Linked DNA regions of Homo sapiens: region 1 is linked to region 2. A link is an interaction called in ENCODE POLR2A ChIA-PET data of the cell type or tissue named here. Cell type or tissue: GM12878. All regions are shown on one strand. Each heading gives the region's core, and the rest is flanking DNA. Links, peaks and the distances in the headings are about the cores only. Region 1 overlaps DGUOK-AS1 (DGUOK antisense RNA 1). Region 2 overlaps STAMBP (STAM binding protein).

What was found. Peaks named below come from ENCODE experiments on the same cell type or tissue, not always from the same donor. Only the 100,000 strongest peaks of a DNase experiment are listed, where the experiment ranks them.
Region 1: POLR2A ChIA-PET joins it to region 2 with 10 read pairs; 5 of 35 experiments call an interaction of 5 or more read pairs at or near these places.

Annotation. Positions count from the first base shown.
Region 1 is chr2:73,959,665-73,975,454 of GRCh38, forward strand. All of the region lies in intron 1 of DGUOK-AS1 (DGUOK antisense RNA 1), which reads right to left. It also overlaps the pseudogene RNA5SP97. Among named protein-coding and RNA genes, the nearest start is that of DGUOK-AS1, 14 kb to the right of the region's middle. RefSeq lists an enhancer at 11,378-11,547. In GM12878, for the core only: no CTCF peak of the experiment used is centred there; a DNase peak (open chromatin) is centred at 11,557; H3K4me3 peaks cover 2,514 bases; H3K27ac peaks cover 3,562 bases.
Region 2 is chr2:73,863,523-73,879,312 of GRCh38, forward strand. It overlaps STAMBP (STAM binding protein), which reads left to right. Exons shown (of 10, transcript NM_213622.4): 10 at 1-3,646. It also overlaps the pseudogene LOC100420774. Among named protein-coding and RNA genes, the nearest start is that of ACTG2, 22 kb to the right of the region's middle. In GM12878, for the core only: no CTCF peak of the experiment used is centred there; no DNase peak of the experiment used is centred there.

The DNA.
Region 1 (15,790 bases), core at 5,218-13,217, 97 kb after region 2:
TCTGACATTTAAGATTGGCCCGCCCGGCACTCTATCTTTGTCTAAATACCTTACCCAATGACTTCCAGATAACGTTAATGGAGTGGATCTCTCTGTGCAGGAAAAAAAAAAAAAAAATTTTTTGTTGTGCTCTTTACCCTTCAAATAGAATTTATTGTTAAGGGAAGAAAAATACATGGCTCTATAGGATTGAAGTGCTCCATTGCCAGAAGCCTGCAGGTCCATGATTCACAGGAGCAGATCTGCACTGAACCCTTGACGGTTCTGCAGGTACACAGGAAGATGAATGATCTGGGGACGTAAGAGTGCCCCAGAAGACAGAAATCTGTGTTTCTGTCCTTTATGCTTTGGGGAAATGAATGTGAGATTGGTTTCTAACAAATACATAGGCCAGGCAAGGTGGCTTACACCTGTAATGCCAGCACTTTGGGAGACCAAGGCAGGTGGATCACCTGAGGTCAGCAGTTCAAGACCAGTCTGGGCAACATGGCAAAACCCCATCTCTACCAAAAATACAAAATTTATCCGGGCGTGGTGGTGTATGCCTGTAATCCCAGCTACTTGAGAGGCTGAGGCAGGAAAATCGCTTGAACCCAGGAGGCGGAGGTTGCAGTGAGCTGAGATCACACCACTGCACTCTAGCCTGGGCGACAAGAACGAAACTCTGTCTCAAAAAAAAAAAAAAAAAGTAATGTTTTAATATAAAAGTATGGCAATTTCCTTATCCTACTTATTTAAAACATTTTAATAGCTTTATTGATACATAATTCACATATTATACAATTCACTCATCTAAACTGTACGATTCAGGCCACACACAGTGGCTCACACCTGTAATCCCAGAGATTTGAGAGGCCAAAGTAAGAGAATTGCTTGAGGCCAGGAGTTTGAGACCAGCCTAGGTAACATAACGAGAGGCCAGCTCTCCAAAAAAGTAAAAATTAAAAAAATAAGCCAGGTGTGGTGGAGTGAGCCTGTAGTCCTAGCTACTTGGGAGGCTGAGGTGGGAGGATCGCTTGAACCCAGGAGGCTGCAGTGAGCTATGATCCTGCCACTGCACTTGTAGGTGACAGAGCGAGACTCTATCTCTTAAAAATAAAGTGTACAGGCCAGGCGTGGTGGCTCACGCCTGTAATCCCAGCATTTTGGGAGGCTGAGGCAGGTGGATCAACTGAGGTCAGGAGTTTGAGACCAGCCTGGCCAACATGGTGAAACCCCGTCTCCAATAAAAATACAAAAAATTAGCCGGGTGTGGTGGTGTGTGCCTGTAATCCTAGCTACTCAGGAGGCAGAGCAGGAGGATCGCTTGAACCCAGGAGGCAGAGGTTGCAGTGAGCCAAGATCGCACCACTGCACTCCAGCCTGGGCAACAAGAGCAAAACTCCATCTCAATAAATAAATAAATAAAAACAAAAAATAAAGTATACAATTCAATAGTTTGTAGTATAGTAGTCATGGGGCTGTATAACCAATACCACAATTCCAGAACATTTTCATCACCCCAAAAAGAAAGCCCATACCCCATCTCCCCCAAGTTTCCCTGCTGCCAACTCCCAGCCCTAGGCAACAACCAGTCTACTTTTGTCTCTGTAGATTTGCCTATTCCTGCAATTTCATATGAATAGAATCATACTATGTTGTCTCCTGTAACTTTTTTTTTTAACTGAGCATAATGTTTTCAAAGTTCATCCAAGTGGTAACATGTATCAGTACTTCGTTCCTTTCTTCCCCCACAACAGTCTCACTGTGTTGCCCAGGCTGGAGTGCAGTGGTGCAGTCACAGCTCACTGCGGCCTTGAACTCCTGGGCTCAAGCCATCCTCCTACTTCAGCCTCCTGAGTAGTTGAGACTATAGGTGCACACCACCGCGCCCACTAATTATTTTATTTTTAGTAGAGACTGTCTCACTATGTTGCCCAGGCTGGTCTCCAACTTCTGGTGTCAAGTGATTCTCCTGCCTCAGCCTTCCAAAGTGCTAGGATTACAGATGTAAGCCACTACACTCTTCACCTAGTTTTAAAGCCTGAAAGTCTACAAATTCAGCATCTCTATTGGTAAATATTGCCTTTTAGAAAGTAAACGTTGGCTGGGCACTGTGGCTCAAGCCTGTAATCCCAGCACCTAGGGAGGCCGAGGCGGGCGGATAACTTGAAGTCAGGAGTTCGAGACCAGCCTGGCCAACAAGGTGAAACCCCATCTCTACTAAAAATCAGAAATTAGCTGAGCATGGTAGTGCAGGCCTATAGTCCCAGCTACTCGGGAGGCTGAGGCAGAAGAATTGCTTGAACTGGGAGGCAGAGGCTGCAGTGAGCCGAGATTGCACCACTGCCCCCTAGCCTGGGTGACAGAGCGAGATTCTGTCTCAAAAAAAAAAAAAGTAAATATCCTCTAGGATAGTGCGGGCCATCAACAGTGTAACCTAGGTGATATTTGTCATTTTCCAAATTTGTAGCCGAGATCATCTGTAGAGAGTAAACATATTAATGAGCAGCAGTAATTTTGAATCTTAAATTGTGGGGGAGGGACAAGTAGGTCTGGGTGGAGCCTGTAAGTGTGCAGATTAGGACCACAGGAAGGCAGGCTGAAACCTTGGGCACCGTGGGTTTTTAAAGTGGACGCTAGAGAGTGGAGGTCACACTAAAACGGTCCCTACTCTACACTCAGGCCAGTCTGGATGGCTGTTATTCTTGGTTTAGGCCAACTCCCAGCGTCAAAAAATTTGGATTAACACATAAGAAATAGCTGCATTTCTTTCTGGCTTACGATGTGGTAAAACCTGCTGTTCTGGAACCTGAATATTACCTTGATGGGTTTATAACAAGGATCAAGGTTGTGAAAGTTCTCAAACTCTCAGAAGGTGATAATTTCAAGTAAAAGAGATTGTTTGTTATATGCAAATACCAGAATCACAGAGGAAGTGATGCAACGAAATAACATGCACTTTAAAATTTTAATACTATTTAACCTTCTTCAGCCCTCACTTAAATAGCAGTTTACATTTTCTGAACCACTTTCTCCTTCATGGGTCTCTCCTGGCTCCCCTACATTTGATGCCTCCCCTTCTGCTTCCTGGGCTGCCATCTTTTTCTCTTTTCCTCGAAAGTGTTGGTGTCCCCAAGGTACCCTTGGCTCATTTCTGTCTTCGTCCACTCCCTCTGCGTGATCTTGGATTTGTTTTCTATCACTGCCATTATCAAATTACCACAAATGTAACAGCTTAAAGCAGCATACATTTATTATCTTACAGCTCTGGAGGTCAGAACTCTGACATGGGTCTCACTGGGACAAAATCAAGTTATCAACAGGGCTGCTTTTCTTTCTGGAGTTTCTAGAGGAGACTCCGTTTCTTTACCTTTTCTGTCTTCTAGAAGCTGCCCACATTCCTTGGCTTGTGGCCCCTTCATCTTCAAAGCCAGTAGTGTTGCATCTCTAACCACAGCCAGGAATCCTTCTCTGCTTTCAAGGACCCACGTGATTACACTGGCCCCCTCTGGGAAATCTAAGCTGCGGGGTGGGAGGGAGGCTGCTATTCTGCTTTCCGCAGATCTCAAACACTATCATGGCTCCTACTATTCTCATGGGGTGAAGACTTCTTATGAACTTGGAAATTTTATGGAAAATGTGAATCATATGCAAGAGGGAATGGTATCAAGCACCCCTGTACCCCCATACCCACATTCTAGCCCAATCAGCCTAAGATCACCAGAAACGAACCTTGAGTTTGAGAAGGTCAGATTGCAATGAGGAAGACCACATACCAGAGGAACTGTGGGGCATCTCACCAAACAGGAAAATATACCGTTACAGGATTTTAAGGAAAACTAGAGTTTTGGTAAAATTGAATGAAGCATTGTTTGGATAGGTGCAAAGCAAAGCAGGACTGTGTATAAAGGAGTCTGTTCTGAACTGTTCGGTGAACTCAGGTTTGTTTCCCTAGAAAGTACAAAGTTAAGACAAACATGGAATTTGTGTTCAGAAGCTCCTTACGTGAAACTCTGAACCTGGCTTGGAAACCAAGACAACTTCTCTGTGTCAAAGTGACTTAGAATCTTCTGGCCAAAAAAAAAAAAAAAAGGAATTTTTACTGATAACATTTAACATTTCACACAGCAAAGTTTTTACTGATAACATTTAACATTTCACACAGCAAAGTTTCTGATAGTTCATGATTTTAAAGAACAAGGTTTCTCTATGAGTCAGAAAGCAGTAGTCACACAAGGAAAGGGGTCATTATGACACTTTACGGCTACAACGTGCTCGTGGGAGAAATACTGTTTCATGGTAACTTTTGTGACTGGCTTTAGCTGTGTAATGTCCTCCCAGCCTGTTGAGTCGCAGGGCAGCTTTTTACCTTCTTAGCATGAGCCAACTTCGACTTTCTCGCCAACTTCGACTTTCTCGCCAACTTCGACTTTCTCACCCACTTCGGTTATCTACTCAGAACCAATCTGGTTTCACCTACAGCCTACCCCCACTCTCATTATTCTGAAGCAAATCCCAAACAGGAGGATGTCTTTTAAAGCTAGAGCTATATCAAACTATGGATTTCACAACCCGGATCCCTTATGCTCAATGGGTACAAAACAGTTCTCCCCACCCGCATACCCACCACCAACCCTACCCCAACCCAGCCAGCAAAGCCATTTCCCCTGCTTCTCCATTCACCCCGTTGGCCACATTAAAAACCTTGGTGTTATCTTTGACCCCCCACTTACACTCATTCTCAACAAATTCTGCCTATTCATCTCTGAAATCTTTCAAATCTTCTCTGCACCTGTTTCTGTCTCTCTAGTTGAAGGTGTAGTGGAAATTGTGGTTGACTCCCCAGCATTCATCCCACCTCTCCTCCTCTTCCATAGCAGTCATATGGTCCCCATTGTAGCAGTGGCCATGCCTAGGAATGGCAGGAATGGCCCCTCCCCTGCCCCCCAATTACTACTACCAGTAATCATTTCTTCCCCAAGCCACATCAACTAAATGATGTATAAAAAAGAACAGTGGTTGCTAGGTCAGGTCACCTGCCCCACCCCTGCCACCAGAGAGCTGCCCCTCAGCCTCTCCTATGTGGAGGTATGAGAGCTACCATGTTTTTATAACCCTATCTCCCATCACTCCTACCATAAACCCCACGAGACCACCCATAGCTTCAGATGTGTTTTCCCACATGACAAAATGTTTCTCTCTCTCTCTTTCTCTCCCACCCCCCACCCACCACCCCAAGCTTTTACACTGGAAGAACTACTCACCCTGCCAGGCCCAAGCCCACCATTCCTCTCTCTGTGGAGCCCTTCCCTCACCCCACACCATGTCCAGTCTTTGTGCCCTTGAGCACCCTGTTTATTAAACTTCTGTCAAACGTGTCATACCTGAATGAAAGTTGTCTGGAGACATCTCTTTGATGTCCTTGGCCTTGACCTTCTTGACATAGACCATGTCTTGGTCATTTAGTACAATGCCTGGCATTTATTTATTTATTGCTGTTTCATGAGTGCCTAACATAGACTTTTAAATAAAGAAATTATTGACTGGAGACACGCTCCGCCCTTTCTCAGGTTCCTGGGTTATTTGTGAGCTCTATATTACGATCATCAATTGAGGAAGTCCCTTCTGTGTACTAAGCACTGAGAATATGCAAGAAATTTGGGGCCTGGACTCTACTCTTAAATTGTCAAAGGAGTTGATGATTATCAGATGCCTACTGTGTGCCAGCTACCCTACTGAACACTTTCTAAATGTTATTCAACCCTCTCAATAATCCTGTGAAGGAGGTTTAAGGTGCCAGTTTTTACCAGTGAGGAAACTGAAGCTCAGAGTTCAGTAACTCAACGAGAGTCCCACAGTAACTGACAGCGCTGGGACTCACACCTAGGTCCATCCTGACTCCAGAGCCTGTTCTCTGCATAACACCAAACCATTACATAAGGGAGATAAGACTAGATTTTCAGAAAAGAAGGCAAGCAAGCATTTCCTTGGCTGCCTGTCTGGATTTACCAGCCAAATTTTGTAGCCTGGGCAGGAAAACCTAGTTTGCCAGCACTGCTAGGTGGAGGCCACCAGGTGCATCTTAGCTGTGCCTTTGGCCCCTGGGTCCCTGAACAGGTGGAGAGATGTTTCTGGGGGGCTAGATTTTCTCTTCTCAGCAACTGCACCTTCATAAAGTGCCCTTCAGGCACTAGCCATTAGAATGTATGTGGAAGCTTGGTGAAGGTTCTGGAGTGTCTTTACAGATGCCTTCTACTCCACTTCCCAGCTCACCCTTTATGTTGCTATCAGATGATTTTCTTAAAACACCTTTATTTTTTTTAAATTTATTTTTATTTTTATTTTTTGAGACAGCGTTGCTCTGTCGCCCAGGCCAGAGTGCAGTGGCATGATCTCAGCTCGCTGCAACCTCCGCCCCCTGGGTTCAAGTGATTCTCCTGCCTCAGCCTCCCACGTAGCTGGGACTGCAGGTGCACACTACCATGCCTGGCTAATTTTTTTTTTTTTTTTTTTTTTGGTATTTTTAGTAAACACCACCATGTTGGCTAGGCTGGTCTCAAATTCCTGACCTCAAGTGATCCACGCACTTCAGCCTCCCAAAGTGCTGGGACTGCAGGTGTGAGCCACCACACCCAGCCTAAAAACCTTTAATCATGTTAATATTCTTCTTTAAAAATGTTGGTGGCCGGGCGTGGTGGCTCACACCTGTAATCCCAGCACTTTGGGGGGCTGAGGTGGGCAGATCATGAGATCTGGAGTTCGAGACCAGTCTGCATAGAGAAACCCCATCTCTACTAAAAATACAAAATTAGCTGGGTGTGGTGGCGCATGCCTGTAATCCCAGCTGCTTGGGAGGCTGAGGCAGGAGAATCATTTGAACTCAGGAGGCGGAGGTTGTGGTGAGCAAAGATGGTGCCATTGCACTCCAGCCTGGGCAACAAAAGCGAAACTCCAACTCAAAAAAAAAAAAAAAAAGTTGGTATCCAAATGCACAGTGGTATCCTGAATTGGATCCTGGAACAGATCAAGTTCGTTAGTGGAAAATACTAGTGAAATCCAAATCAAGTCTGGAGTTTAATTGATGTAACTTGTCAGTTTTCACAAGTGTACCATGTCATGTGAGATGTTAGCATTAGGGGAATCTGGATGAGGGATACACAGAAACTCTGTGTTGTCTTTGCAATTTTTCTGTAAATCTAAAATTATTCCAAAATAAAAATCATTAAAACAATGTTGATACCTCTTAGAAGATGATGACCAGGCTCCTTAAGTGGGCTTTTGGAGCCCTCCAGCCTTATCTTTCCCCACCCCTGTGAAAGAATCCTCTGTTCTTGCTAAATGGTTTCACTTACTGTCCTCTTAACAATGTCTGTGCTCTCCTAGACTCCACTTTTGCCTTAGCCATGTACCCTGTTGGACTGATATGCCACTAGTCACAGTCCTTAATCGCAAACAGCAGGAAGTTACTGTGAACCTAAGGAAGCTTAGGTTTTAGGGTGCATCACTTGCAAGTCCCCAGGAGGGTCCACTATGGCTGTTATGAGAATGTGATTTCCCTGTCATTACTACTGCTGTCACAGAATACTCCTCATGGACCCAAGACTCTGGTAGGTACATCTGACTTGCAGAACCTAGACCACATGCCCTTGACATGCCAAGTACGTGCAAGGGAGTCTGAGAAATACAGTATCTGACATCACATCTTCGTTGTGAGAGGTGGGGTCTATCCCCAACCAAGGTGAATAAGTCCTCAGACACAGGAAGGGGAATGATTTACTAGTTCTCCAAAAAGAATGGCAGATGTTTACTACAGATGGGTTTTCTAGAACCAAATCTTCCATTAGGAACCACTGGGCTTAGGTAACATTTGTTACCTAAGCTGAAACTCCAGCTTGGTTTGGCCTGGAGACTCCATGGTACAAACTGTGTTCCTATATTTCATTCACTACACCAGAGTGAAGGGAACTTCATCTCCTGAGGACACTTGAATTAAAATCTTTCAAATGAAAAGGGCCCAGCCGTGCATGGTGGCTCACACCTGTAATCTCTTGGCACTTTCAGAGGCCAAGGCAGGTGGATCATTTAAGGTCAGGAGTTCGAGACCAGCCTGACCAACATGGTGAAACCCTGTCTCTGCTAAAAATACAAAAACAATTAGCTGGGCGTGGTTGCATGCACCTGTAATCCCAGCTACTTGGGAGTCTGAGGCAGAAGAATCGCTTGAACCTGGGAGGTGGAGGTTGCAGTGAGCTGAGATCTTGCTACTGCACTCTAGGCTGGGCTACAAGAGCAAAACTCTGTCAAAAAAAAAAAAAAAAAAAAAAGGAAGGAAGGAAGGAAAGAAAAGGGCCCATGTGCATGTCTTTAAGATCAGCTATGCAAAAGGCAACATAGGAAAGGTTATATCCTACTGTGAAGCTGGGAGTATTCCCCAAGGCAAGAAAGGTTTCTGGGAGAAGACCCTGTATTATTCTCTTATCCAATACTAACCAGGCCCGACCCTGCTTAACTTCCAAGATCAGATGAGATCAGGTGCATTCAGGGTGGCATGACAGTAGATCCTGTATTCTCTATATCAGCAGTGACCCCATCATCCTTCCAGCCACCCAGCTAGAAAACTAGGATCCTCTGACTCCTCTCTGTCACTCATCTCCAGCAGCCAGGCAAATGTCTGGTGCTACCAATTTCCCGCTAACATTTCTCAGATCTGCCTGCTCTCCTACCTCCACTCCTAACCCAGCCCTCCCACCCAGGCTCTCTGCCTCTTGCTATGGCCTCCCCAAATCCCTACTCCACAGAGGAGCCAGAGGGCCTTGAACGCCACCAGGTGCCTCCAGAATGTGCCTTTGGCCCCCCGGGGGCCCTGAGCAAGCACACATCCTTCCAAACCCTCCTCTGCTTGTGTTTACATTAAACTCATGGTTGCCCTACCCCCCCACACACACACACTCTCATTGCTTTTGCTCATGCTGTGCGCTCTCCCTGGAGTGCCCTTCACCTCTAAGCCCCTCGGCATCCCCAATTGCCATCTTCAGGAAGCTTCTGCTGACTCTACCCTGGCTGTGTCAGGCACCTCCCTTCGAGCTCCTGTCAAATGCCTTTTGCATTTATCTGTTTTTCTTACACATAGTATTAAAATCATCTCTCTCTGTCTTTTTTTTTTTTTTTTTTTTTTTTTTGAGACGGCATCTCACTCATCGCCCAGGCTGGAGTGGTGAAGTGGTGTGATCTCGACTTAGTACAACCTCCACCCCCTGGGTTCAAGTGATTCTTCTGCCTTAGCTTCCAGAGTAGCTGGGATTACAGGTGCCCGCCACCATGCCCGCCTAATTTTTGTATTTTTAGTAGAGATGGGGTTTTGCCATGTTGGCCAGGCTGGTCTCAAACTCCTGACCTCAGGTGATCCACTCGCCTCAGCCTCCCAAAGTGCTAGGATTACAGGTGTGAGCCACCATGCCTGGTCTAAAATCATCTCTTTGTCTCTTTATTAGAGCATGGCTTATGTCTTATCCCACTTTGTATCTCCAGTGCCTGGCACATGGGAGTGGGTAATTCAATAGATACTGGACAAATGGAAAGCAGGAAGAAAGAAGAAAAAGGGACGCAGGCTGAGCCTGAGAAAGACCCCTTGCACTAAGCAATGAAACACCTCCCACACCCTTACCCCTCCATGCTGCGAGCAACATACTTGCTAACATACTTAGCTACGTACTCGCTAAGACCCAGGCCAGCTGCAGGTGGGCTCTGAGCAGCCTCTCTGACTCTGGACTAGATTACGTGACTGTAAGATCCTTAGAACGGATGGTAGAAATAGATGATGATGATGAGCCCTTTGATTCTGCCCTCAGAGCCACCCCCTCCCCCATGATCCTGGAGGCCACTTTGAATCATGAAGTGCCTCATAAAGAGAGAATTGCAAAAGACAGAAGAAGCCTCAGGCCCTGACTTCACAGAACTGCAACTTTAGCCCTGGACTCTCTCCTCAGACTTCTACATGAGAAAGCTGTAAACTACTTTTGTTTTGTTTTTTTTGAGACAGAACCTTGCTCTGTCACCGAGGCTGGAGTGCAGTGGTGCAATCTCAGCTCACTGCAACCTACACCTCCTGGTTTCAAGCTATTCTACTGCCTCAGCCTCCCGAGTAGCTGGGATTACAGGCATGTGCCACCACCATGCCTGGCCAGAAAGCTATAAACTTTGAAGCCACTGTTTAGGATTTTATCATTGTATACAATTGTGCTAATATATCCTGTGGCTCTGAGCTTGTTGCAACATTCTCTCTTGCCTAATTTGGGGCCCTGCTTGCAGTGCAGGTGTGTGCCCCATGGCTTACGACTGGGGACCCCGGACAAACGTTACCTGGTACTGGACAGCCTCTGCAGTGATAGATAGTTCCCTGGCCACCAGCGCTGGCACATGGGAGGAATCAGAGAAGGGGATTGGGAGAAACTGTATCACCCTGGGCAAGTCACTGAACATCTCTATATTTTAGGTCCCTTGCTTTGAAAGCAAGGAAGACCATCTTTAAGGTCCTGACAGTCTCCTGCTTAAAATATCCACCTTATGAATGAATAAGCAGCATGGAGTACATGGAGGACTTGGGTTTAGACATCACACAAATCTGGTTCCAAATCCTGGCTGGGCCACTCACCAGCAGCGCAACTTGGACAACTTGCCTCTCTGAGCTTCTGTTTTCCTTAAATCTGAAAATGAAACTAATTTTGCAACTATTTTTCAAGTGGTACCAAGAATTAGAAATATTGTAGACAAACTTCTGGGCAGAGTAGCCACTCAGTAAATGGAACTGGTAGGTGCATGTGAGTGGAGAGAAAGAAAGAGCTGGTGAGTGCTTCACAAAGTACAGCTGAGCTGAGCCTTGAAGGGTGAGGTGAGGACCATTCGGGCAGGTAGGGTGGGAAGGACGGTCCAAGCAGGGGAGCAGCATGGGCAAAGGAAGGAACACACAGGATGTGATGGTGAAGGGTGGGGTGCGTCGAGGTCCTTGTGGGATCAGACCTCATGCCCCTAAGCGTGATACCACTGTGGACCAAAATGAGTGCTGCTTCCAGCTAAGGAGCTTCCTGGATTACATGGCATTCTAGCTGGGCATTAAGTGAAGTAGGATTTTTAGAGCAAGACTGGGTTGAGGGTGATTTGGAGTAAACACCATAAGCAAAGGCAGGGAGCTAAGAAAAGAGCCTGTGAGGGGGTGGGGTTGGGCAGGGAGACCGCAAGGCTAGAGTAGAGGGCAATAGCAGGCAAGAAATGCTCAAATGTTTTAAATAGAGTGCTTGGCAAAGACAAGCCAGGCCAGCCAAGCCTCCATTGCTCACACTGTTGTCTTATCTGTTTCTTTCAGCATTTCTACGTAGGCTGTATCTTTGAGGCCAGAGCCCAAATGCCCGGGTCTGGAAGGAGTCTCTGAGGTCCCTTGGGAGACCCAGCAAAGGGGACCGGTGTGGGACTTCTGCTCAGAAGGTGGAGGGCTGGGAGAGCAGGCAGGCATTCACTCTGCTTCCTTCCTGCCTGGTGGCTGGCTGCATGCCCTGAACTTGACCTCAGATGACCTGCGTGTTCCCTTCAGTTTCAGTGCCAGCAGCAGTGAGCTTCATCTTTGGCTTTTTTTCTCCTTCAGAGCAGAGACTTTCTCTCTGCTCAAACTGGGTTTTTTTTGTGGTGGTGGTGGTTGTTGTTGGCTTTTTTTTTTTTGAGATGGAGTCTCGCTTTCTCACCCAGGCTGGAGTGCAGTGGTGCGATCTCAGCTCACTGCAATCTCCTCCTCCCAGGTTCAAGTGATTCTCCCACCTCAGCCTCCAGAGTAGCTGGGATTACAGGCATGCGCCACAACACCCGGCTAATTTTGTAGTTTTAGTAGAGACAGGGTTTCACCACGTCGGTCAGGCTGGTCTCATACTCCTGACCTTAAGCAATCCACCCGCCTCGGCCTCCCAAAGTGCTGGGATTACAGGTGTGAGCCACGGAGCCCGGCCTCAAACTGGTTTTTGCAGCACCAAAAATCTCCCCAGTACTTGGGCAGACCTTGCCGGTGGGGTGTCTACTGTTGTCTGCCTTTTTTCAGTTTAGAATGATGATTTTAATGGTGCTAGATCATTGTATAGGTACGTAAATAAAGACTAAGGGTGTGTTTGTACAGATGGGAGTGTGTAAGACACGTTTTTCCCAAGCAGACACAGCTAGTTAGCAGCAGAGCTGGAATAGCCCGGGTGTCCTGACACTCAAGCCAGTGCTTGCTGCCCTGCCTATGAGCTGCTTAACTCTGTACACCTCAAATGTCAGCATCTTGAAATCATTGTGTGAAAAAGTGAGTTGGGTTTCAGGCATTGTCCTTGTTAACCCACCACATGCTCAGATGTTCTGTGGTTTGGGTTGGCATGCAAAATAATTCCAAAAATGCCTGGATTTGTCCAATGTCACTGATTAGTGCTTGCTTTAGAAGACTAAGTCCAGCATTAGCCTCAGTAAGGTACAAGGAACTACCACAGTTTCTCCTTGATCAAATGCATAAGGTATAGATGTAGAATACTTATAAAGGAAAGGGACTGACTTCTAATCAACATACAGGCTAAAAATTATTATTGCCAAATAGGCTGGCGTTGCTCAAAAACCTCTTCGGAGTTGCCTTTGGAGCCAGTTTATGGGTCCCAGTAGAGCCAGGCTCTGTTCATCATTCAACAAGAACACACTGAGTGTCTGTATGTCAGGCACAGAGTACAGTGAGTAGCAAGACAGATACACATGTACCTTACAAGTGACCTTTCTACTTAAAAAATAAAATGTCTTACCTAGGTTAGACTACCACCTTAATCACCAGGTTTGGTTCTGAAAGATATTTTTGGCTGCTTTCTAAAATTAAGCTCTTCTTCAGAGGATGGAGAATAAATTCACTGATTGAAAATACTCAGAAAAAAGAGATGTAGCTTAGATAAAGGCAATCTCAAACGAGGAATTCCCAAGACATTTTAAGCTATGGTAATACAACCTCACAAGGAAACAATTTAGATAAGAATATTTATTTGGAAGTAGACATTCTGGTGTGTTTGTTAAAAGTGCAAAGGCACATTGTCAGGAGAACAAGGTTTTGACTCCTGGAGACCAGCCACTTTTCAAAGCAGGAACGACCAAATGATCTGAACCAACCCAGATCTATTGGCTGCTGTCCCCTGCTCATGAGCCCTCTGGCTAGGACTGCCCCAGGCATCCACGTTTGAGAGCACCTGCCTAAAAGATCTGCAAATCAAATCAAATTATAGGATGGACAGTTTTGAAACAAACCTGCTTATTTGCATCTGCCCCAGTGTTGTCAAGGATATTCCACTGATCAAAAGTCATTGCTATAGTCTGAATTTCCAGGTTCTAACAAGAGTACATTTGTATATGCTTTCTATTTCACACACTACTTCCTCATTTATCCTCTCCTCGAAGCCACAACTCTTGTGGTAGACATTAAATATTCTCATTTTACAGATAGACACACAAAGATTCACTTAAATTATGTGCCTAAAGGACCACTTACTAGGCTTGAAACCAGGTCTTGCCGTTCCTCCTGCAGCAGCTCCTCCAACAGGCCACAGGATCCTAAACTCCAAAACTCCTGATCACTCCTGCAAGCAGTTGTTCCCAGCCTGGCTTCACATTGGAGTCCCCACGCCTCGGGGCATGACCTGACATTGCCAAAGACCCCATGGGGTGGGCACCAGGTCCATACGACCAGAATCTCTGGAAGTGGGGCCTTGGCATTGGTATTCCTCAAGTTCTCCAAGTGATTCCTCTGTGAAAAGTCTTGGTCATTCTATTAGAGAATTATCAGAATTTGCTTCCTTCTCTCTCAAAGACCTACTTAAAGGCATTGATGGTCCACTTGTCTTCTTTTTCAAACATAATTCTCTATTTTTCAATGATAGGAATGCTACTACCTCTTTGTTGTAGAAATTTTAGGGAAAACAGGTATTAAGAAAAAAACAAAAATAATCCAGAGACCCAATGTTTATATTTTGATATATTTGCTTCCAATCCTCGTGTATATTTTATGTAATTTTTTTGAGACAGTATTTTGCTCTGTCACCCAGGCTGGAATGCAATGGCACAATCATGGCTCACTGTAGCCTCAATTTCCTGAGCTCAAAAAATCCTCTCATCTCAGCCTCCAGAGCAGCTGGGACCACAGGCACACCCACCATGTCCAGCTAATTTTTTTTTCTTTTTCTTTTTCTTTTTTTTTTCTTGTAGAGATGGGGTCTCCCTATGTCACCCAGACTGGTCTCAAACTCCTGGGCTTGAGTGATCCTCATGCCTTGACCTCCCAAAGTGTGGCAATTACAGGTGTGAGCCATGGACCTGGCCTTAATCATTCTTTAATGTGAACATTTAAGTTTATTTTAATTTAATTTTTTTTGCTGTTATAAGTCCTCCAAGAAGATCCTTGTACTTAGATCCTTATAGTCTTTGCAAAACTGAGTATTTCTATTTTGTGATCTGCCAGTTTGCTATAGTTATTAATTAATAAAGTTTTTATTTTATTTTATTTTATTTTTCAGATGGAATCTTGCTCTGTGGCCCAGGCTGGAGTGCAGTGGCACAATCTTGGCTCACTGCAACCTCCACCTCTCAGGCTCAGGCAGTTCTCCAGCCTCAGCCTCCCGAGTAACTGGAATTACAGGGGAACACCACCATGCCTGGCTAATTTTTGTATTTTTCTTTAGTAGAGACAGGGTTTCGTTTAACCATGTTGGCCAGGCTGGTCGCGAATTCCTGACCTCAGGTGATCTGCCCACGTCGGCCTCCCAAAGTTCTGGGATTACAGGCTTGAGCCACCATGCCGGGCCTGGACATTTTATGTCTTTATTGGCCATTTGCATTCCTTCTTTTGTGAATGTTCACATCCTTTGCCTTTTTGTTCCCTTTTGAGTGTCCATCTTTTCTTACCTACTAAGTATATAACACCTTTCCTGTTCATTTGTTTTGTAAATATTTTTCCTCAGTTTATCATTTAATTTGGTTTGTTGACATACAAAAGGATTTATTGATTTTATGCTTAGAAATGTTCCTTGATGAGGTAAATTGTTACCAACATTTTCTTCTACAAGTCTCAATAAATAAATGCCTGGTTATATAGAAGCAGTTTATCTGGCTACATGGGATTTTATTGTTCCGGACTAAGAAACTGTCCATCTCCTGGCCGGGCGCAGTGGCTCACGCCTGTAATCCCAGCACTTTGGGAGGCCGAGGAGGGTGGATCACGAGGTCAGGAGATCGAGACCATCCTGGCTAACACGGTGAAACCCCGTCTCTGCTAAAAATACAAAAGAATTAGCCGGATGTGGTGGCGGGCGCCTGTAGTCCCAACTACTCAGGAGGCTGAGGCAGGAGAATGGCGTGAACCCAGAAGGCGGAGCTTGCAGTGAGCCGAGACTGCGCCACTGCCCTCCAGCCTGGGCAACAGAGCGAGACTCCGTCTCAAAAAAAATAAAGAAAAAGAAAAAAGAAACTGTCCATCTCCTACAGGAATCTGACTTGGAATTATCAAAACTACACTGCTTTTATGGTGTATGTTCCTTGAACTACCTTGCCCAATACAGCATAACGTAAAAAACATTTTGCAGGGCAAAACATTTTACAAAGCAAACAATATGGCATAGCCTCTCACAAAAGACTGCCCCACCCCAAAACTAACAAAGCCCACTTCCATCCTGTTTTGAAAAATAGGGTGGGTCTTAGGATAGTACCACTGGGCTCTCTCAGCCCTAGGGAGAAACTTTCCTTCAGCTCAAGTTTCTCCTGGTCAAGTGCT
Region 2 (15,790 bases), core at 4,629-12,628:
TGGTCCTTGAACTTGTCCCCTGAAAGAGCCCAGTTCTCTATATTCTTTTTCTTCTCTTGGGTTCTTAATTCCCCATATAGTGGAAATTCCTTCTTTGCTGTTTTGGTATGGGTGGGTCTGGGGGCCAGCTGGGCTTGGACAAGCCATTTCCTGCTGCAGCCCAGAGCAGCCTGGCTGTTCCACCTTGCTCTAAACAGTCCTGAAATTGCCCAGTCCTCTGCTTTTGGGAAATCCATCCCCTTCTTCCCATTCTTTGTCTACCACTTAGCTTAGGGCTTTCTTACCTTTTATTTCGACTGTAGCCGTTGGCTTTTACCAAGTCTCTTTGTTTTTAGCATTTCTTCATTCCAGTCTGTTCTGCACACTTTGATCAGGAGAAGCTTCTCACATTCCAGCCATGTTCATGTTTTCTCTCTTGCTCAAAAACCTGCAATAGCTTCCCATTGCTGAAAATCTAAATTTAGCTTTTAGTCAGAACTTTCCACTTAAAGTTCTTACCCCTGGCTATATATTCAAATATCTAGGGAGCAATTTAAAAAATACTGATGCCTGTGTTCTACCCCCCACCAATTAAAGCTGAATCTCTAGGGTGGAGCCTCAGATGTTGTTTCTGCATTTGTCTTTCAAGCTGCTAGAATTCTCAAGTACAACCAGGGTTGACAACCACTGCATTGGTCTTTGATACCTAAGAATTGTGAGCTCTCTTATCCGTCTCTGCCCACCAAAGACATTCAGCCAGGTCAACAACATATCATACGTTGCAACCACATTGATCACAGACTGATCACCAAACTGCTATATTTTCTTTTCTCTTCCTCTAGGCACAAGATATCTTAGTGGCTAGATGGGTGCAGGAAATCAGTCTGTAGATCCCTCTTCATATCTGCTGCAGCCTAGCCACTGCAGAGGCACTCTGCATAGGATGGTCTAAGTGTCTCTGTCTTCATCTTACCTCTGTGGAGGAGACGTGGAATCAAGCCAGCCCACAAGCCCTGAGACTGGATAGGCCGGAGAGAAAGAGGAGTAGCCAGAGCGGTCGGGAAAAGAGGAAAGGAATACTGTGGGTAAAAGGGACAAAGACCACGCAACCTGAGGAAAGACATTGTATTGAAAGGGTAATGACTATTTGGCTAAAGGGACTGACTCCTGGGTTCCCGAGGCTCAAAGACCAGGAGACTTTTCCACTCTTGCAAGCTGCACAAGTACCATACTTAGTGTTCTGGGCTGAGAGGGGAGACAAAAGCATCGTCAGGTTGCCAAACAATGTCCCAGTTGCCCTGGGAGGCACAAACCTACCAAAGTGCCATAGGCCAGGTGCAGAGAGAATCAGAGGAGCTGATTTGCTTGGGGTCAGAGCAGAGCTGGGTTTTTTCAGATGATCACTTTCACATACTCCTTGTTAAATGGGACCAAAGGGGAAGAAGAAGAAACCCTTAAGCTTTTGTAATATTGTCTTGGGTACCAGATACCATAAAAGGCAGCATGAGAGAAACATTCCCTTGGGCCAGTGTCATGGTGGATTTTCTTGCTTGAGAGGCAAGGATTTCAGCTTTCATTTGGTACCACAGAATTTAAAATTGTAAGTGCCTATCCCTTTTGACTGTTGATGGCTTCTTTGGGGTTTTAGTTACCCCAGTTGAAAGAGAAATTTTTCATATTGGGGTTGAGAAGAATGGAGGCTATTAGGAGCAAAGCTTTAATGAGTGAAAGTCTGGTGAATCCTGCAATTTTGATATGTTTCCAGTGGATTTTGAGAACACAGTTTTAGGACCAGAGTAGATGTTGTTCCCTAGAAAATAGAGTCAGCTATTGATATTGTGCCTCCCATCCCTCATATCTCAGTGTTTTAACCCCACCTGAGTTTGGAGACCAGTTTGTCCAAGGATCTTTCAAACATGTGAGCCCAGAGTAGAACTTCTGAGTCAAGGATCATGTCTTTTTCTGAGGAGCTTTGCTTGGGGCACTGGAAATCCTGTTTAGATCAGGACTATTGGAATATTATCCTCTCCAGGGGAAGTGCCAGGTTGAACATTTAAGGCTTTGCTTCTAGGCCCAGCTATACATTCACCAGCAAATCACTTAACTTCCTAAATTTCTTTAAAATCTGTAAAATGGGATCAGTCTAATATGCCTACCTCAAATGATGACAGAATGACATCTATATGCATATGAGGCCTACGTTAGTTGAAAGATGCTATAAAGATATAAGGGATTTGTTACTTGTCTTTCTTGAAATGTTACAGTTGGGGTGCGGTTGCTTCTATCTTCTGGACCTCTGCCCATTCAGCATACAGCTAGAGGAATCTTTGGGCAGATCCACATTCTTTAGCACTAGCTAGGCTTTGACTCCAAAGCTATCTGGTCTACCTTGATGTTCTGAGCAGGAAAACTGAGGACCTCAAGAACCATTCCAAATTTCTACTCATTCTCCCTAAGACCCAGAGCAGACCCAGGACCTAAAGAAATTACATCATCTCTATTTTCCCTTGGCTCCAGCCCACTCTTGTTTGAACCTCCCACTTTTGTTGTTCCAACTACTTCTTGAGATGAAGGAAGGGCAGAACATTGGCCCTCTTCACTGAAGTCTTCACCCCTTAATCCAGGGTTCAATTTTTAGTTCACCTTAGCCTGTTTGAGATTAGAAGCTGGGCCTTAACTTACAGGTGTGTCCGGCATCATTCAATCAGCCTGTTAGATCCAGAATCCAGCACTGTGACGCTACATAACCATGGGCTCTGTCCTTCCAGTTCCTTTAGTGCCTTCCCTCACTGGTAGGTTCACTCTGAGGGCTTCCTTCCTTGAACTCCAGTGGCAACTATAGTCTGTTTCCCACAATTTGTTGTGTGTGTTTTTTGTTGTTTTGCAGCGTTTTCATATTGTCTTTTATGTAAGTCATGTTTCTGAACTATCGTATAAATTTCATTAGGGTAAGAATCATGTTTGCTTTATGCACTGTGTAACATGCCTTGCAGTCAGTATAGGCACTTAACCTTATTGATCAGTTGTTCCTTGGTGTTGAATAATGTGTTAGGTAGCCAGGTGGACCTGTGTCCTAGCCTGGAGAAGCTCTATGTCACCTTGTAGGAAGCCATCTGAATTTGACTCAGCATCATATGCTGGGCCTGTGCTGCACTTGAGCTTTCTTTCCAGCCGCCAGGAGGGATGGTTGTCCTGGCCAACAGCGAATTTAATGGGTGGTCAAAAGAAGATGTGCCTGCATAGAAGGCTGAAAGAGGGAGCTGGAAGTAGGAGGAGACAAGGAGATAGTGACACCAGTATCTTGTCACAGAAATCAAGGAAGGCAACAGTTTAAAGGAGGGGAGGGAGATCAGTGGTGCCAACTGGCTCAGAAGAGGTTTGCTGGGTTAAATCTCAAGATGAGCCCATGAGATCTGGTGGTTAGCAGAGGCCTTTCCTGACAACCCCATTTTAAGCACCTCTTCCCCATCACTCTATCTCATCACTGTTACTGTCTGTGTAGCCCTGTCATGAGCTAAAATCATCCTGTTTGTTTATTGCTAGCTTATGTGTCTAAAGTATACTCCTTGAGAACAGCAACTTTGTCTTTTTCACCTTTGTACTGAGTCCCCTGACATGGAATAAGATATGAATAAATGCACAGACTTGTCCAAAATCATCCAATTAATAAATGGTAAGGCTTTGCTTTTTTGGGAGAAGTGCAACAAATGTGAGCACATTTTAAATATTGATGTTTAAAGATTGTGAAAATTAAAAATTAACAATCAGCCGGGCATGGTGGCTCATGCCTGTCATCCCAGCAGGAGGCCAAGGCGGGTGGATCACCTGAGGTCAGGAGTTTGAGACCAGCCTGATCAACATGGAGAAACCCTGTCTCTACTAAAAATACAAAATTAGCCAGATGTGGTGGCACATGCCTGTAATCCCAGCTACTTGGGAGGCTAAGGCATGAGAATCGCTTGAACCTGGGAAGTGGAGGTTGTGGTGAGCCAAGATCACGCCATTGCACTCCAGCCTGGGCAACGAGCGAAACTCCGTCTAAAAAAATAAATAAATAACAATAATAGAAGGTTACCTCTAGAAGAAAGGCAAATGAGAAAAACTACATATATAATCATTCATCTTTTATTTAGAGATGAACGATAATACAATATCACAAATTAAAATTTCTGTAATTTCTACAAATTATACAGAGAAGGAAATTTAGAACTCTAAATGCTTTCATTATTTAAGAAGAAAGAATCAAAAGATATGAATTAAGCATCGGACTCAAATTAGAAAAAGAATAATAAAATATACTAGGAAACCAGGGGGAAAGAAATAAGTACTAAAGCAGAAATTGGCCAGGTGCGGTGGCTTACGCCTGTAATCCCAGCACTTTAGGAGGCCGAGGCGGGTGGATCACCTGAGGTCAGGAGTTCAAGACCAGCGTGACAAACATGGAGAAACCCCATCTTTACTAAAAATACAAAATTAGCCGGCTGTGGTGGCACACGCCTGTAATCCCAGCTACTTGGGAGGCTGAGGCAGGAGAATCGTTTGAGCTCAGGAGGCGGAGGTTGTGGTGAGCCGAGATCACGCCATTGCGCTCCAGCCTGGGCAACAAGAGCAAAACTCTGTCTCAAAAAAAAAAAAAAAACCCAGAAATTAAGTAAATGACATAAGTCATTTTTATGAGCACAATCTCATAAATTGTGTACACACACACACACTTCACATCAAAATCAATAATATAGATGCAAAAATTCTAAATAGAACACTAAAAAAATCATCAATCTAGTAAAGGAATAAAGTATCCTAACTGCCAGCATGTATTATGCATCCTCATGTAGGACTTGCCCATGATTCCACTGCTAGAAAGTGATGAGTCGGATGGCAGCCCAGGTCTACCTGACTCTGAGAGCCCTGAGGCGTTTGGTGATTTTTGTCCCTAGAATGTAATGGTGACCTCATTAAAAGAAATCCACTGATATAATATATCACAGGAGTAGGTCAAAGGAAACAAGCAGAAACAAGAGTCTCTCATAAAAAAAAATTTTTTTAAGATGAAAATCAACATTTATTTTTTATTTTTTAAACTCCCCTAGTAAGGAAAGAAAGGGCCAGGCACAGTGGCATACATCTGTGATCCCAGCGCTTTGGGAGGCTGAGGTGGGCGGATCACTTAAGCCCAGGGATTCGAGACCAGCCTGGGCAACATAGTGAAACCCTGTCTCTACAAAAAACTAGCCAGGCATTGGTGCATGCCTGTGGTCCTAGCTACCCAGTAAGCTGAGGTGGGAGGATCACCTGAGCCCAGGGAGGTCAAGGCTATAGTGAGCTGTGATAGCGCCACTGCACTCCAGCCTGGACGAGGGTGAGAGAGGCCTTGACTCAAAAAAAGAAAAAAAAAGAAAGCAAGAAGCTTCGTTAACATGATAAAATAAATCTTCTAATATATAACACCCAGCGTCATACTTAATAAGCAAACACTGCTGTCAGGGACAAGATAGATCCATTCTAACTACTATTATTGAACAGTGTCCTGAAAGGATAATCTAACCAATGCAGTGAAGCAGGATAAAGAGTATACTACTGGAAAGCAGACAGGTTTGGGCTACAAGCTAAGTATCTACCTAGAAATCTGAAGATAATAAATTCTGAAAAATGGTCAGACCTATTAAGAGAAAGGCACAACGATGTTCACTAAAAGATACATTTTAAAACTTTGAAAATAGCTTTTCAGTACAGGTAATAGCCATTTGTGATTGGGGGAAAAAAAATCTAATTCAGCACATAGCAACTAAAAATATAAAATACTTTGGAACAAAGTTAACAGGAAATGTGCAAGCCTCATATGAAGAAAACCAGTAAGCTTTTCAGAGGAACATGAAGAAAATAAATGGAAAGACAGGCACACTATCGGTATTCTATGAGAGAAAGACAATGTTTTAATTTTAAAGATGCTACGTCTTCTTTAATCCAAAAATTTAAATGCAAGTCTGCTAAAAAGTATCATTTTTTAACTTGAAAGATTATTCTAAAATTAATCTGAGATATGTGAAATAACATTTAAAAATTGAAAGAAAAAAAGAATTTTGGGGGAAATTTATTACCAGATAATGCTTATTATAAACCTATGCTAAATGACGAGTTAATGGGTGCAGCACACCAACATGGCACATGTATACATATGGAACAAACCTGCACATTGTGCACATGTACCCTAAAACTTAAAGTATAATAATAATAAAACTTTAAAAAATAAAAATAAAAAATAAACCTATAAGTTAAAGTAATTTGATACTGACCGAGGACTAGATTAAGAATCAGCAAACTTTATTGTTGAAGGAAGTAAGACTTAGAAGAGTTTAAGTTGACCAAGGCCACAGAACTCCAAATGAATAGTGTCAGACTTTCAAACCCACACTCAACCACACTGTAATGCTGCCTTCCTAAAATATACATTAATACATGTATTCAGAAAAACTATGAATAAGAAGTACCTAAAAATATTAATATTAGTTATCTGTAGGTGATAGAATTATGGGATGACTGTTCATTTTTCCCCCATATCCTTTTTCGAATTTCTTCAAATGTACTACAAAGAACATGTATTGCTTTTATAATTGGACAAAAAGGACAATACCTTCTATTTTCAGAAACCGAAACTTCATTGCCCCTTCAATGTGGGAATCCAGCCAGACCCTATTCTTGGACAGCATCAGTGAAAGGGGCTTGGGAAAGCTCTTGGGCGTAGCAGCAGAGGCATGTCATATATGGAAACCTTCCATGAGGGTGACCTCACCACTGGAACCCGTTCAACATAAACCTTGCTGCAAGAACTAGCAGAGCTCTTTGGACAAAACGTGGTGAGTGGAGAGCTGAGAAAGAACTGACCTAAAGAAGAGAGAAGTGCTGGTCTTACAGCATGAAGAAGTCCTGGGTACCCATCTGGGCTTAGCAGGCCTCCTTTATGATCTATTCCTAGAGAAGGATTACTTTTCCCAACCTCAGCCTCCTTCAAAGAAGAACTCCCACCGTGGCCCAGGGTTATTTCTGTCTTTTTTTCTGGACTTGCGTTAGAATGTAGGATGTTTCTTGTGTTGGACAAATCATAATGGGTTATTGGTGGGTGACAGAAGTGAAAACATTACCTAGACTAAAGGAAGTAACACTATTCTTAGATATCCCTCCATAATTCCCTATGGTTAGCTTCCCTATCCCCAGCAGCCTCCTCTCTTCACCCCATTTTGCCTTCAAAAAAGTGAATGGCATCATATCAAAGCACAATTCCATCAAAATATTTCCATGCCACCTGCAGCACCAGGCCCTGTGCCACGTTGAACAGCTCTTAACACCCTGCTTGCCACACTTAGACACCTGTGTCTAGAACTTTTCTCACACAGCCTAGTATACACCTTTCCCATGTTGTAGGAGGGTTTAAATTTTATTTTATATTATTTTTAGTAGAGACGGGAGTCTCACTTTGTTGTCCAGGCTGGCCTTAAGCTCCTGGCCTCAAGCAATTCTCCCACCCCAGCCTTCCAAAGCGCTGGGATTACAGGTGTGAGCCACTGTGCCTTGGCCAAGAGTTTAAAATTATTTTTAATTGAACCATAGTAAATGCAGGATAAGTTTACACAAATATTTTGGTTCTCAGCCACAGTGTTGTTCTGTAAGCACAGGGCCTATGATTATGGCCTTTGAGACTTCAGCTGGCCTATGAGGAAACCACATAATGAAAATAGAACCCTGTTAGTTAAAATTCTTTTAATTGCGGCCGGGCGTGGTGGCTCATGCTTGTAATCCCAGCACTTTGGGAGGCTGAGGTGGGTGGATCACCAGAGATCAGGAGTTCAAGACCAGCCTGTCCAACATAGTGAAACCCCGTCTCTACGAAAAATACCAAAAAAAATTAGCCAGGCGTGGTGGTGGGTGCCTGCAATCCCAGCTACTCAGGAGGCTGAGACAGGAGAATCACTTGAACCCGGGAGGCAGAGGTTGCAGTGAGCCGAGATCGCATCACTACACTCCAGCCTGGGCAACAGAGTGAGACTCCGTCTCAAAAAAAAAAAAAAAAATTCTTTTAATTGCACTGACAGAAAACTCAATTAAAACTGGTGTTCAGGTACAGCTGGATCCAGTGTCCATTGTCATCAAGGCTAATTTTTTATTCATCTCTAGGCTCTTCTATGCTTAATGTTTGTTCATTTAATTGGGTTTTTCAATGAGGTAGCTTTGACAGCTAGAAGGTTATAGCCTATTGCCTTGGTAAACTCAGCAAGAAAAAAACTTTTTTTTTGAAACAGAGGCTCGCTGTGTCACCCAGGCTGGAGTGCAGTGGCGTGATCTCAGCTCACCGCAACCTCTACCTCCTGGGTTCAAGTGATTCTTCTGCCTCAGCCTCCTGAGCAGCTGGGATTACAGGCGCACACCACCATGCCTGGCTAATTTTTGTATTTTTTTTTTAGTATAGACGGGGTTTCACCATGTTGGCCAAGCTGGTCTCAAACTCCTGACCTCAAGGGATCCACCCGCCTAGACCTCCCAAAGTGCTGGGATTACAGACGTGAGCCACCTCATCTGGCCAAGAAAAAGAACTTTTTAGTTCAACAGTTTCAACACAATATTTGGAATTGAGATATTGGGTCATGGCTTTGGTCATGACTTCATCCTTGAACCAATCACTCTGACCAGGAGGATGGAATATTAGCCAGGCCTGGATCATGTACCCATAACCCATCTACGCCACATGCACTGAGAGTGGGGCAGCATTCATTTCCAAAGAAGAATGGTGGTGGCAGAAGGGGAAGTAGATGCTGGGCAGGCAAAGGCAACAGATGTCCACCATGCATGCCTAGAAGAAAAAAGTGCTGTTAGCTTTAGATAATAGCAGCTGGACGATGGGGTAGTGACCTTCTCACTCCCAAAAAGGTGGGTCGCACATCCAGGCTGTGGGTCATTCATTTAATTTGCATATATTGAGTACCTGCTGTGTGCAGAGCACTGTTCAAAGTACACAAGAAGTAGATGTTACGCTCTCTGTCCTCAAGGAGCAGATAAGTAAGATAAAGGAGCCCTACTCTCACAGTGCAAGAGCAATTCATGATCAATGAGTGTACGCAGAATCATGAGCACCAACTTTATCCCGAAGTGTTGAGGGAACCCAAGTGAGGGAGAAATGAATGTTCTCATTTTAATTTCTGTATCTTCCACTTTTATTCAACAAATATTTACTGTATGCCTACTAAATTCAAGTCCCACAGGACTCTAGAAACCTCGTAGAAAGGATTTCAGACAGATTCCTAGGATGTGTAAAATATGAGAAAGAGAAAATAAATTGAAAGTGGGGGAAGGATCTAGAAATCAAGTATGCAACAAAGTGAATTCAGGAATAAAGTAAAACACGTAAACCGTGATTACTTACATTCCTACCGTGGATGGGCCGTAGGATGTATGATGTAATAAATAATTTGCATAACAAACCCAACATCAGGTAGAGGGGTTCTGTTTTCCCATAGAAATGATGGAATCTCACTAAAGCACAAGATATGGTAAATGTAATTCTACTGGAACTGTGGTGAGTGTGGGGAAGGCAACATAGTCCAGCTGAGACACCGGGTTGTCTGCTAACTGGACCTAGCCTAGGGATGGATTTCATCACATCTGGGAGCTCAGGTGGACTGCATGCATTTTAAACAACTCTGGGTTGTTTTCTGCACTGACATTTTAATAAATATTTAGTGACAGTGAGCTCAGAATCGTATCTTTGGCAAGTGCCTGGGGTGCAGCTGCCATTCTTTATTGATGGCTGAGTAAGATATGAGGCGCTTAACTTTTAACTCATTTTTGTTTTGTTTTAACACAGCTCACCAAGATGGAGGAACAGAGCCCATGGCCCACTTACTACATGGATTCCCACTTTACAGTGGAGAAGGAGCTTGCAGTAACCACAAAAGTTTCTGTATAAGCAAATTTAGGGAATTGAACTTCAGACAGTGTGGTTGTCTCCTTACTTATGAACTTGGGAATACTTACTTAGGTAACAACTAACATCAGAGGTTTTTGATCTGTAGCCTTTCTTTCTGTCCATAATTAGCTAATAGCTTCTGCTGTACAAACACAAACCATTCCCTGTCCAAGAAAATTAAACTATATCATCAGAATAAGAAAGAATATTCCTTTTTCTTTTGTGTGAGTGTGGTTTTTGTTTTTCTGGGTTTTTTTAGCGGGGAGGGTTGTTTGTTTTTGAGGGAGGACTTGCTCTGTCACCCAGGCCGGAGTGCAGTGGCCCTATTATAGCTCACTGTAGCCTCAACCTCTTGGGCTCAAGTGATCCTCCCACCTCAGCCTCCCAAGTAGCTGGGACTAGAGATGTGCACCACCATGCCTGGCTAATCTTTTAAGTTTTTTGTAGAGACAGGGTCTTGCTATGTTACCCAAGCTGGTCTCAAACTCCTGGCCTCAAGCAATCCTCCCGACTTGGCCTCCCCAAAGTGCTTGGATTATAGGCATGAACCATTATGCCCAGCCTCCTTTTTTTTTTTTTTTTTTTTCCTAATAGCAAAGGAGGCTATGCAACCAGCTCATCCAAAGACGGCATCAGATTTTTTTTTTTTTTTTAATGAGTGGAAAAGTACATGGTGTCAGAGCCCAGCCTGGATCAGCCCTCAGGAAAGTTGTTCCCACAGCTCTGACCCATGAAGCAGAAGAGCAGTGCCCAATCAATTCAGCCAGGGCCCACAGCTGAGGATAGGTCAATAAAAGTTGCAAATGATTTGATATTATTCTTGCTACCATAAAGCAAAAATTATGGCAGTAGCAGCCTATCGTGGAATTATTATTTAAAGCTCATCTGTTCCTTATGTCAAATGCTGATCTGAGAATCCCAATTTATACAATTTGTTAAAAAGCTGGCATGGAATTTGGGTAGAATGGCCAATAAACAAATAGACTTTTCATTTGAGTTAGAGGAGATACAGGATGTCCTTATTGAAGGCAAGTTAAACTGGACTCTGTGTCTAGCCAAACAAAGCCACGTCCATAGAGTAAGAAAATAAAAATGAACACAATAAATAAATAAAGCAATCAATAAAACTGAGGATTGGAGCTCACGATTCAGAAGCATTGACAACTCCAGAGGCAGAAAGTTCTATGTGTGTGCTTTAGATTAGGGTCAAGTTTTAAAATTGCCTGGGCAGTGAAGGACCATAACTGAGTTCTAGTCAGAGACTTGCCTCATATTTATAAAACTTGGGGCAGTTGACCCCATTTTGTAAGAGCTGGAGGAAGTGAACTTCCTAGGTGTTACTCAGCATTGGGCCCCACACAAACCCACTTTCCAGAATAACTCAGAAAACTTACAGAGTCCACCCTTGTTGCCAGAGATCTATCAGCCAGATTCAATTCTTACCACAATGTATTGAAGTAAAGTATTTTTAAGACAGTGAAAGGCCGGGCCCAGTGGCTCACGTCTATAATCCCAACACTTTGGGAGGCTGAGGCGGGTGGATCACGAGGTCAGGAGATCGAGACCAGCCTGGCCAACATGGTGAAACCCCGTCTCTACTAAAAATACAAAAATTAACCGGGCATGGTGGTGCGTGCCTGTAATCCCAGCTGCTCAGGAGGCTGAGGCAGGAGAATCGCTTGAACCCGGGAGGTGGAGGTTGCAGTGAGCCAAGATCACACCACTGCACTCCAGTCTGGCGACAGAGGGAGACTCCATCTCAAAAAAAAATAAATAAAGACCGTGAAAAATGTAGGATAAACTGTAACTTTGATGAAGTCCTGAGTGGCCTCTTCCTATCTTGGTTCTTCACAGCTTCTTCATTTGACTTGTTAAAGGTCATTTTTGGTTACCCAAAAATCCTTCTTAAACCAAATGTATGGAAAGGAGGACCCAGATTTGCAGTAACATTTTGAAACTAAAACTGATTCTTAGTTATTTGCGTTATGTTGTTATGTGAGAACTTCACCTTCAGAACACTGCAAGTGATGATTTTAATAGTTCTCAGCTAACACCAAGTTGCAAGTAGAGCTTTCTCCCTCAGTACTAGGGGAGGCATAATGCCAAGCTTACGAGGGCAGGTGCAGGGGCGAGACTGACCGGGGATATTCCTGGCTTCCTCACTTACTGGTTGCATGACTTCAAAAAGTAAACTGACCTCCCTGGTCTCACAGTCTTCAACGTTTCAAAATGTAAATAATACCAGGATTAGGCCAGGCATGGTGGCTCATGCCTGTAATCCCAGCACTTTGGGAGGCCGAGGCGGGCAGATCACTTGAGGTCAGGAGTTCCAGACCAGCCTGACCAATATGGTGAAAGCCTGTCTCTACTGAAAACATACATAAATTAGCTGGGCATGGCTGCTGGCACCTGTAATCCCAGCTACCCGGGAGGATGAGACAGGAAAATCACTTGAGCCTGGGAGGCAGAGGTTGCAGTGAGTCGAGATTGCACCACCGCACTCCATCCTGGGTGACAGAGTGAGACTGTCTCAAAAAAAAAAAAAAAAAAACAAGATTAAATAAGATAATGCATACACATGGCTCAGTACAATTTGCAGCATACACACACGACTCCATACATGGCAACTATGGATAATATAACAATAATAGTAATAAGGCCTAAGTCCAGTAGTTGCCACCGTGCCCAGCCCCTACTTTCATTTAAAAGACACCCTTGGCCAGGCATGGTGGCTCACAGCTGTAATCCTAGCACTTTAGGAGGTTGTGGCAGGAGGATCACTTGAGTCCAGGACTTTGAGACCAGCCTGGGCAATGTGGTGAGACCCAGTCTCTACAAAAAATACAAAAAGCAGCCAGGCATGGTGGTTTGCACCTATAGTGCCAACTACTCAGGAGGCTGAGGTGGGAGGAGCGCTTGAGCCAAGGAGGTCGAGGCTGCAGTGAGCCATGATTGGGCCACTGTCCTCCAACCTGGGTGACAGAGCAAGACTCTTGTCTCCAAAATAAAAAAATAAAAGCTACCCTTCTGGGTAGGCAGGCCTGAGTTGTTGGGTAGAGCTTGACTTTTAAAAGAACCATCCTGTGGGGAGGCTTCTAGCCCCCTTTTTCCCCATCACCACCATCCCCAGCTTCTCCTGTCTCCCAAGATGAGGATAGGGAGGCTGGGAAACACACACCCAAGTGCTTGCCAGGAAGTATGGGAGTGGGAGTGAGAGACTGCCTGATAATAAGAGAAGTGGGGTTACTGGAGCCCAGATCTTGGGGTACCTCCCAAGCCACTCAAGGCTCAGAACACATGGAAAGCAGAGAGCGGTGTTCAGACAAACTGAACATTCAGAGATACTGAATATTTGATTCCAGACCACCACAGTAAAGCAAGTTGCACACATTTTTTTGTTTCCTAGTGCATATAAAAATTATGTTTACACTACACTGTACTCTATTAACTGTGCAATAGCACTGTATCTAAAAAGATGTACATACCTTAATTTTAAAATACTTTATTGCTGAGTCTCAGCAAGCACGCTGGCAGGAGACACATGGGTCCTGCATTCCAGCCTCTGGAGACCAAGATTTGCTTTCTGCTTACTCTGAACTGAGGTGCTCATGATGGAGTCAGCCAAAGAGGAGAAAATCTGTTCTGGTGTGCCCTGGCTCTCTCTACTCCCCAAGTATGCCATGGCTGAGGAGTGGGCACCAGGGAGCAGACTGAGGTTGGGTTTCAAACCAAGAAACTTGATTCTCCTGGTTAAGATAAACAGCTTTGAGTGCTTGACGGTGAAAATGGCACAATCCATGTTAACGTGTCACAACTTGAAGGCATGACAAAGAACACACTGGGACTTGTGGCACATGGAAATGTGTGCACAGAAAAGACAACTCTGTAATTCTTTAAAAGTAGGAAGACATTCTTCCTTGCCAAAATGCATACATTCGGCTCAGTTATCAAGTTTGAAAATCTCCAAGAATTAAAGAAAGGGTCCCATCACAGCCCTTGATGTTACAGCAGTATGTTCTGCAGTGGCCATGATTGACTCTGTATTGTGATATCAGCCCTTACATACAACTGGAGGAAGTGTGAATTTCATCATACATTCACGACTATTATGGTTACCAAAATCATGCTTCGTTCACACTGTTCCTTCTTTTAGCACCTCTGGCTTGTATCCATGCTGCTTTCATTTTTATTTTCACTATGTACATACAGCTTTGTAATCGGTTCTTCTTTGGAGGAAACACAGTAAACACTGATACAAGTGCAGCCTGGAGAGATCCTCTTTCAGTTGTTCCGCCTGGATTCACCGCATTTGCTGCCTTCTTGTTTACGTTGGGATTCATTTTAGGAACAACCATAACTATTGGGAAGTTTTTTCGTTTGTTTGTTTTTACTTTACAAGTTCTGGGATACATGTGCAGATCGTGCAGCTTTGTTACATAGGTATATATGTGCCATAGTGTTTTGCTGCATCTATCAACTTGTTGTCTAGGTTTAAGCCCCACATGCATTAGGTATTTGTCCTAGTGCTCTCCCTCCCCTTGTCCCCCACCCCCCAATAGGCCTTGGTGTGTGATGTTCCCCTCCCTGTGTCCATGTGTTCTCATTGTTCAACTCACACTTACGAGTGAGAACATGCAGTGTTTAGTTTTCTGTTCCTGTGTTAGTTTGCTGAGGATGATGGTTTCCAGCTTCATCCATGTCCCTGCAAAGGATGTGAACTCATCCTTTTTTATGGCTGCATAATATTCCGTAGTGGATATGTGCCACATTTTCTTGATCCAGTCTATCACGGATAGGCATTTGAGTTGGTTCCGTGTCTTTGCTATTGTGAATATTGCTGCAAGAAACATACGTGTGCATGTGTCTTTATAGTAGAATGATTTATAATCCTTTGGGTATATAGCCAGTAATGGGATTGCTGGGTCAAATGGTATTTCTGGTTCTAGATCCTTGAGGAATCACCACACTGACTTCCAAAATGGTTGAACTAATTTACATTCCCACCAACAGTGTAAAAGCGTTCCTATTTCTCCACATCCTTGCCAGCATCTGTTGTTTCCTCCCTTTATAATGATCACCATTCTAACTGGCGTGAGATGGTATCTCATTGTGGTTTTGATTTGCATTTCTCTAATGACCAGGAAGTTGTTTTTTATCCAGATGAAAATCATCCTCAGAAACAAAACTTTTAGTCAGTCATGGATTGAAGAGAAAGCTAAAGATTGAATTCAGTATTATCAACTAGAGGTCTTTGTTTTTCTTTATGATATGGGAAGTAAATGGAGGAATTTAAACAGGTATTTGTGTGGTCAGGGGTCCCTGAAAGAGATGACCTGGAGTGGCCAATGAGAGAAAGCTATCACCAGTACAGCTTAACACTAGAACAGTTGAAATAAAAAGCAGATAAGAGGCCGGGCGCGGTGTCTCACGCCTGTAATCCCAGCAATTTGGGAGGCCAAGGTGGGTGGATCATTTGAGTCCGGAATTTGAAACCAGCCTGGCCAACATGGTGAAACCTCGTCTCTACTAAAAATACAAAATTTAGGTCGGCATGGTGGCAGGCACCTGTAATCCCAGCTACTCAAGAGGCTGAAGCAGGAGAATCACTTGAACCCAGGAGGTGGAGGTTGCAGTGAGCCGAGATTGTGCCACTGCACTTCAGCCTGGGTGACAGAGTGAGACTCCATTTCAACAACAACAACAATAACAACAAAAGGAAGGAAGGAAGAGAGACAGAAAAGAAAGAAAGAGAGAGAAGAAAGAAAGAGAAGAAAATTTGGGGGAATAGAAAACTGTTCACTCAACACTCCATTACACAGATAAGATTTCATCCTGTTGTTCAAATTCTCTATACTGTTC